Regions from separate parts of the Homo sapiens genome. Here region 1 is linked to region 2. The links are chromatin contacts, found by Hi-C or POLR2A ChIA-PET in ENCODE. All regions are on one chromosome and are shown on one strand. Each heading gives the region's core, a stretch centred on a gene start or an enhancer-like site at or near the end of the contact. The rest is flanking DNA. Distances are from core to core; before and after follow the strand shown.

Region 1 (4,545 bases), core at 1,979-4,478, 44 kb before region 2:
TGATACTAGCAGAGAAATTGTAAAGTATAAAATAATGCTTTATGAAGAATTTTAAGCACTGGCTGACTAGAAATATTAGGGGTTATGGCTACATAAGGAAAATAACTAAAGGGGTATGGGGAAAAGATTGGAGGAAGTCCAGTTGAGTGTGGAATACAGTGGTTTTTGCCTTTATTCTTAGAAAAAAGATGCTGGAAATTGAGTCCTCAGAGGAATGAATCAAGTGCAAAGGTGGTGATATAAAACCTTGTGTTAGGTCTTTTTCTAAGTGTCCTAACTTACATTAGTCAAGTAAAATAGAATCTATTGGCTCATATAAATGGGATGTCCAAAGGGCAGGCTGAACGCCCGACTGTAACCAGGCACTCAGATGATTTCATCTTTCAGCTCCGCATCTTGCTGGATATTGGCTTCCTTCTGTGGGTAAGCTCTTGATACACACTGGAAAAGGTGGCTACAGGAAGCTCAAGGCTGTATCCTTTTCCTTCCCAGGGAAGTATATGTAAATTGTAGGAAACCATCTGATTAGCCCTGTTTAGTTCATAAACTTACCCTGGATCAATCACTGTGCCAAGGAGATGGCATACTCTTATTGGCCAGCCTGGGTCACTGCTGATGCCTAGGTTAGGGAAGCATTATGACAGACATTCCATTGGGAACTTATGTTGTAGGGGTAGGGAGTTTACCCAAAGTAAGGGATTTTGGACGGACAAAATTGTAGGTCTACTTGAAGGTTCTCTTGAAATTTCTTATAGTTTTCATTTTTAACACTAAACCTAAAGCTAAAGAACTAAAAAGAAAAGTGAGTCATGGACAAGCTTTTACAAATTATCCCAAAATACTTTGCCCTAAATTAGAATAAATAAAATAATTAGAATGAATAAAACTTAAAGTAGGTAGTGTGCTCTTTTCATCTAATTCATATTTTTACTATAAACTTGTTATTAAAAGAAATACAAATTGCTAAATGTAAAATGACTGATAATTTAGAAGAAAATTTAAATAATCATGAATTAGACGATGCTTTCCTAATGGCAGAATCCATCCTCAATTATTAATTTGTTTCCACACTTGAATAAATCTAATGTAACCCAGGAGATACTGGAAATGATGTGCTTATTAACCTTAATGGAATTAGTAATTAGAGTGGGTTCCATGGAACAGACTCTGAGATGAAAGACATGCAGACTTATAAGAAAGGGAGGAAGGCAGGATTAAGCAGAGGGAAAAGCTGATCTGCCACGCAATTGCAACTGAAATCTCAGCCCATCCATAGGAGCTCTGGAGCTGGTGTGGCCCTTTAAAGTTCCTAAATTGAGGCAAGGGGCCAGGCCTTTGTACTTCTACATTGACCAGTTACTTAATGCACGCTGACCCAGGGTGGAGAGAGGGACATAAACGTGGGCCAGGAAACTCCCTCAGCTGAGGGCAATTCCTAGGCAGGGACTCAGCTGTGAGCTTTAAGCAGAAAACATTGCTGGGAGCTGGGGGAGTGAATGCCTTAGAGCTTTAGCGCATCACAGCATCCACTACAGGGACTGCCGCTTGAAAGACATATCATGACAGTACTCAAATGCCAGGACTAGTTTCATTTTGGTCTCCAGACGGAAACAGTCTCTTCTGGCCAGAGAACATTTAAATGTTTCCCATTGTCACAACAGACAAGATAACAAAGGAGTCAGATCAAAGAATGCTAATCCTGGTTAGAGGAGGCAATTACTCAAGAGAACAGAGATAAGGAATAAGGTAATTCCAGTGAGAGGAGCACAAAGCATCACATAGGTGCTCCTAGGGTTTACAAGCAAAGAATCATCTGCATAGAACCTTGAAGCAAGATTTTTTTTTTGAGACAGGGTCTTGCTCTGTTGTCCAGGCTAGAGTGCAGTGGTGCAATCATGGCTTACTGCAGCCTCCATTTCTTGGGCTCAGCTGATCCTCCCCTCTAAGCCTTCCAAGTAGCTGGGACTATAGGTGCATGTCACCATGCCTGGCTAGTTTTTTGTAGACACAATTTTTTGTATTTTTTGGGTTTTGTCTCCATTGCCCAGGCTAGGACTGAAGCAAGCCACCCACCTCAACCTCCCAAAGTGTTGGCATCACAGGCATGATCCACCACACTCAGCCTTGAAACCAGATTTAAATATCTCAGCCCAGACAGTGTCTTAACAGAAACAGAACAGCTGAGGCAAAAAAAGAAGATTCTCTTAGCCCAAAGTCAGTGCCCTCATCCAAACTACTTAATTGTGATGACCAGTACCTTGATAAGAGCTGGAATGGATATTACATTATAATTTATTCAATACATCTGTTAAAACAAAGGTGTCAATTTTTGCTTCTCCTTAAAAGTCTTTAGGCTGGCATTTTAGGGTAAAATAGAAGGGTATTATATATCCAATCTCAAGTTGTCTATCTAGCAATTTTTCTCTAAATCAAGTTCTTTTCATCATCTCTAGCTCCACTAACGGGCAAAATTTTTCCTCCTTGCTAGTCCGAAACCCCTGAGAGGTAGCATCTCTGTTCTCATGAGTACCAAAAATGGGAAAATGTGGGACAATTCTCATTTCTCTTTACTGCTCTGCCCCTTTGTTTATCGTATTAATTACACAGAAGACTGCACAGATATATTAGATTTTACTGATTGGTTGGAGGTGGCTGATGAAAATTATAATGTAGGGTGAGAAAAAAAAGCTATTTCTTTTTCTTTTGAGACAGGGTCTCTTGCCCAGGCTGGAGTGCAGTGGCAGTATCTTGGCTTGCAGGAGCCTCAAACTCCCGGGCCCAAGAGATCCTCCCACCTCAGCCTCCCAAATAGCTGGAACTATAGGTGCACCACACCTGGCTAATTTTTGTATTTTTTGTAGAAACAAGGTTTCGCTATGTTGCCCAGGCTGGTCTCGAACTCCTGAGCTCAAATGATACACCCACTTCGGCCTCCCAAAGTGCCAAGATTACAGGCGTGAGCCACCGTGCCTGGCCGAAAGAGCCATTTCTGTGTAATTTTTCTGCATAGTTTAAAATAAAACCATGTAAGAAACTGACTGTCATAGGCAGTTATAGTTCTCCCCAGTCCTTGTTCCTTTAAGTTTAGATCTCTTTGTAAGAATATAAACTTCTAACTCTGCCCATAGCTCCCCATGTACTTTTCAGGTAATTCTATCTTTAGTCATGAAAGTTGATGTTCCCTTAGGATTCACGCTTCTTTTCTCAGCAGTATCTTTAGCCAAATCTGAATTAATCTGTTCAGAATGAACAAGCAGAATAGTCTTTGGATTTGATCCAAATCCCTGAAGCACTTTGGGAATGAGAATGGCTATGCCAGACAGAGAGACCCTGGCGACTTATGATACTGCAGAACACAACAGGCACTTCAGATTGGTCCCAGGTAAGGCTTCTCCACCACTGTGTCACACACTTCTCTTTATTCTTTCACTTGTCTGACAAATAACAGTTGAATCCAATATCTACCCCCAAAGCCCCCTTTTAAGGACAGACTAAACCCGTATGAAAGAAAAAAAATGTTTTCTTACTAGTTCTGTAATTTGCAAAGTCAAATTCTTCTCTTGAGGTGTAATTGATATAATACACAGAGTATTTCATGTCATACTGTCTGCCTCTTCCCAACTTTGAATTGCAGACTTGGGTCCATTAGAAATAAGAAACTGATCATTTACTGAGTTAAGCATTTCCATTTAATCATCATTCCATCTTATATATTTTTCATTTTAGAGTTGGTTCAGTTATATTCAACAAATTCTTTTAAACCCTCATTTAGTCCTCTACGTACTGATATATATATAGATGCCTAAACCAAATGGACCTCATTTCCTTTAAAATTCTGATATCCAAAATAAGCAGCACCAGGTAAGTAACTCCTGTTATGGGATCTTGTCTGGGCATGCTATACTTTATACTAAATCACCTGAAATATTCCTTGGTTCTTAGGAAAACAAGCATCCTAGGTGATTTAGATAATTTAGGGTGCTTATTTGAAAAAAGGTTTGGGGCTTTATTTAATCATTTTATTTATATATTTTTAAATTATTTGAGCATAATAAAATATTAAAAGAGTGTTTTTCCTCCTTTGTTATTTCTGAAGTATTGAATTTATTTGCAGTTAAGTTGAGGGAGAGCAGTGATATTGAGCAGTCAGCTAAAGAAACAAAGCTGTAGAGGTAAGTAGACCAGGTCTTAGAAAACCTTGTCTTTCATGCTAAGAAGTTTAGACATAAAATCAATAGCTTAAGGCAGTGGGAATCCACTGTAGACCTCCCTTTTTTTTTCTTTTTTCCATTGAAGGATTTTTTACAGTAAAGTGACATGACTCTGTTTTTGTTTTAGAAAGATTAGGTTAGTGGCAGTGTAGAAAATAAATTTAAGAAGCATTGATCCATTTGTTCATCTAACAAATATTAAATATTATGAATGTTCTTTTCCCTCAGGGAGCTTAATTTTTTGAGGGAGACAAATGACAACCATTTATATAATAAGTAATTTATTTATACTTGGGAGGATTGCTATGAATGAGGAGTACAGCATTGAATAAGA
Region 2 (4,506 bases), core at 1,699-4,198:
TGGCAGAAACTGTTTTATTAATCTGAGATATTTCATTATAGCAACTGTGCAAAAATGAATAAGATAAATTTTACACTCCGCAATTCTTTTTATAACATATTTGCAGTATTCATAACATATGAAACAAACCAAGTAACCAGCAGCTCGCTGTACTGGAAGCTCACTTAACAAATACAATCTCATTCATTTCCACAGCTTCCTTACAGCAGATTTCCTTCTTTCATTTCTCTGTCCCATTATCACATCATTGGGCTTGCTTTAATTCATCTACTTTTTAAAATTTTTTAAATTTTATTATTATTATACTTCAAGTTTTAGGGTACATGTGCACAATGTGCAGGTTAGTTACATATGTATACATGTGCCATGCTGGTGTGCTGCACCCATTAACTCGTCATTTAGCATTAGGTATATCTCCTAATCTTGCCTCTTCTGAGAGCTTTCCTTCCCGGATTCTCAGCCTTTGGATCTCATCTTCTAACTATCAACTTAGTCTTCCTTGTCTCCTTAATGCACTGGGGTGGTTTCTGGAGTTGGAAAATTGTTTTTTTCACTTATATTACTGACTTCATCTAACTTCCAACTTCTATATATATAACAACTAATAACATATTCACAGCTACAAATAATTTTCTCTCAATAACAATTCAATAATATTACATAGTTACTGTCTCTTACTCACTTAGTATTTCCTGAACTCTTCTTCTCCGATAAATACAGATGGTTAAATCCCTTTTCTTATTCTTAAATTGTCTACTTTCACTATTTCTCTCCTTTCATCAGGTTAATTACCTACGTAAACCCAATGTTGTCTTACTCGGTGGGTTTTTATCTAGACCAGTGTTGCCCAATAGAAATTTCTAAGATGATGGAAATGTTCTATATCGGGCTGTGTAATAAGGTACTCACCAGCCACAAGTGGCTACTGAGCACTTGAAATGTGGCTTGTGTGACCACGTATTAATAATTGATAATACTTCATTCTCTATCCACTGGAAACTTACATTGAGGAGCAATATAGCTCTGTGGCTGGGAGGACAGGCTTTGGAGTGAGGTGGCTCTGGGTTGTTACACTGGATTTACTAGCAGAGTGACTTTGGTTTGAGCAAGTCAGTCCACCTCTATAGGTCCCCATTTCCTCAGTTAGAATATAGGCATAATAATAGTCCCTATCCCATAGGGTTGGTGTGACTATTAAATAAAATACCCAATGAAAAGTGCTTAACCTCGTGCTGGGTATGTAGTAATTATCAAATAAATGTTTTTGCTGATGTTATTATTTAAAAAATTATTTTCTAGAGCAAAATTACTTATATGCTCCCAAATGAATCTCCAAGGATAAAACTGCAGCAACAGTAGATAGTTTGGAGATAGATAGTTGTTGAATGAATGAATAAACAATGAATGAATGAATTACTATGACGAACAAATGTTCTGTTCTTTACATGCTCAGGGTCACTTGCTGAGTCAGAAGTAGAGGCAGCAGTAAGAACTCCGGCTATGGCCGGGTACGGTGGCTCACTCCTGTAATCCTAGCACTTTGGGAGGCTGAGGTGGGCGGATCACCTGAGGTCGGGAGTTCGAGACCAGCCTGAACCCATCAGGCTGAACATGGAGAAACCCCGTCTCTTCTAAAAATACAAAATTAGCCGGGTGTGGTGGCACATGCCTGTAATCCCAGCTACTTGGGAGGCCGAGGCAGGAGAATTGCTTGAACCTGGGAGGTGGAGGTTGCGGTGAGCCAAGGTCTCACCATTGCACTCCAGCCTGGGCAACAAGAGTGAAATTCTGTCTCAAAAAAAAAGAACTCCAGCTTTGACTAAATTTGTCTCTGTGCTCTCAGAAAGTTTGCTATATAAGATGAGCATAAAACTCTTACCCATGGCAAGTGTAATTGGGCAGGATGGGACTTTAAATTTCTACTTTATGTCCTGCCTTGTTTGAATTTCTTAGAAGCATGGATTATTTTTATAGTAAGAACAAGCAATTACTGTATATACAATTAATTATACTAATAAAATAGTCACAAAGTAGCATCAAGTACCTTGAATTAGTATTACAGTACCTTATGTGGGTAATGCCTGACTGAACAAGATTAGTAATATTTGGCAATTTTAATTAAAATGTTTGATAGGTTTTTGGGATTAATATTTTCTTTCTGGTCAGCAATGTAAAAAAAAGTAAGATTCACATGAAATTGACATAACAGACCCTCAATACACTCATACACACACATTCTTTTATAAAAATTTGATACAGGAAATTTTAGTCAGAACAGGTTAACATAGTTACCAAACTTCATAGTGATCAAAGCTTTGAGGTCATTATGTACTCATGTTTTTCTCAGAAAGAGACAAAGAGAGGAGAGAATAAAAAAAAAAAGAGACTGTCCTTCCTCAAAGCCAGTAGCTATTGCATAATATATTTTTTTCAATCCATGTGGAGTATAGTGTGAAAGAATTTTATTATTTGCTTTCAGAATTGTATTTGTACTTAGAAATGCTTTGCAATTAGTGGACTATGATATTTTAATAGTTGAATCAATTAAATAAACATGCTAATGTTCATATTTTCCACTTGTAGCTCCCAGATTTAATATAACAACAAAATAAGGAAGTTTATTATTTTATATTATATGCTTAAATTAAGAGAATCATTCATGATTGATTTGGATACATTTGTAAAACCTACATGATGTATCCCTGGTGAAGTCCTGTGAAACACAACCGCTGAACATTGCTAAACTGTACAAAACTTTTAAATAAAACATTCCTATCTCTAATATGTTTGCCAGAATAATGAATCACAGTAGGCTGCTGTCGGTAAGCTAGCAGCCAGTGACGTGTGTTCCTTTTGCTTTCCTTTAACTTTGAGCAAGTGGTTGCAGTTATTATCACCAAAACCAAACTATTGGGAGCGTTCTGATCTGTACGACAGTTTATGCCTCACATGACTGATCTTCTCAAAAAGGTTGTGATGGGCATGCATCGCTGACTCACTTACAATTTGTCAAAATCATGAACAAAACACACATACGCCCCCACTTCTGTTTCTTTAGACTTTTTTATAACCACACTTCATTTCCTTGGCATGTCAGTGTGGGGCTGATGGCAGGATTCAGTGAAAAGTTGGCAAATGTAATAAAGAGTATTCAAACTTTGGAGTAAGTCACTATCTCTACTTCTCAAACAGTTTTGCATTTGTACAATGAGGATATTTACACTTACAGAATAACTGAGCACTTACTGAAATACGTTAAGGCATTTTAAAATTGTTTTTTAATTTGTAAAATAGTACATATTCACCGTAGAAATTTTTAAGATACCAAAAAGCATAAAGAACAAAATAAAAGCAATGTATTATTCCACTACTTCGAGATTACCACTAACAATTTTTTTCTTTTTCTTAACACCAAAATATAAATATACAACTTTGTATCCTGCTTTTTTCACCTCATCTTATAGAAAGTTATTCATCCAAAGTCACTGAATAATAAAGCTTTATTTTTAAACTGTAAAATGCTACATAAATACAAGGTCCATGTGCCATTTGCTGTTCAATCTTCAGTTCTGAGTCTGAAAAAGACTAATGCGTTATCAAGGAGACTTGAAGTATCTATTGCTTATTCCTCAGTGCCCAAATTGACTATTTAGTTTGTTGAATTGAGATGGACTTTTTATTTTCATGTTAATATCAAATTGAAAAGTGCAAGACGTACTCACTATCAAGTAATGGTAGACCTGAACTAACACGGTAAAAACACATTCACAATTTAAGTAGAGAAGCATCTTTGAATTCTACTTTCAATTTCCTAAGCATTTCACCAAGTAGTATGGGAAGCATGGGTTTTTGTCAACAGCATCTCCATGAGTGAAGCTTTGCAAACAAATGAAATAACTTTTGTGAGCTATTAGCAAGACTAGGAAATTAGCAAATTAGTAAACAGGCCAAATTTAAGTTATAAAGTTTTTTGATTGAAATAAGACATTTGGGTAATTTGTAAATCAATAAGGACAGAGGAATAAAGTAGTTCCATACAAATTCATATATAGAATGCCAAGAAACTTCTTTATTTTCCAATATTATAAAAGAAGTAGAAGTGGTCTTAAGAAAGAGAAACCCTTTTAATTATGACTTGGTGATATAAACACTAACGAGACACGTGGCCCAGTGAAATCCCGATGTACCACAGCTGTCTGGCATCCCACTGCACACTGGCAATAGAACATTCCCTGTAGCCTATATTTAAACTTGGCACCTGCTGGGGAATCCCCTGGTGTGGTCCTGAAGTCAGTGGTGCAGCTGTTAATTTCCACAGTTTGCTTTAGTTACTAGGAGGCTGTTGCCAGATTAGGAAGACAGAGGGCCGTATGGATAAAAGACGTACCAGAGCCCTTGGAGTTGCTAGAACATTTCAGAGATCTAGTATGATAGGCCAGATGGACCAGGTTGTGTCACAATTTAGTTCTTGAATTTGGGGCAATAAGCATGGACATAGGGAAACAG

The links. Hi-C counts contacts between places; a loop is a spot of excess contacts on that map. ChIA-PET counts read pairs that join two places held with the same protein, here RNA polymerase II (POLR2A). Pooled maps may share reads with other maps.
Region 1: a pooled map shows a loop between it and region 2 (2.3-fold over the local background). The contact joins the promoter of RGS2-AS1 here to the enhancer-like site in region 2. A Hi-C loop is called at or near these places in 2 of 168 maps with a recorded cell type or tissue (heart left ventricle and sigmoid colon) and 9 of 50 pooled maps. POLR2A ChIA-PET finds 5 or more read pairs at or near these places in 7 of 52 experiments (A673, BJ, MCF 10A and 3 more).

What each region holds. Positions count from the first base shown.
Region 1 is chr1:192,946,940-192,951,484 of GRCh38, reverse strand. RGS2-AS1 (RSG2 antisense RNA 1) reads left to right here and starts at 3,228. Exons shown (of 3, transcript NR_126003.1): 1 at 3,228-3,382.
Region 2 is chr1:192,903,098-192,907,603 of GRCh38, reverse strand. No RefSeq gene overlaps it. Among named protein-coding and RNA genes, the nearest start is that of RGS2-AS1, 43 kb to the left of the region's middle. Within about 2 kb of position 2,948, at least 7 of the 41 ENCODE cell types and tissues checked have a DNase peak (open chromatin) inside an H3K27ac peak, as active enhancers do; they include sigmoid colon, where a contact is called at or near this core.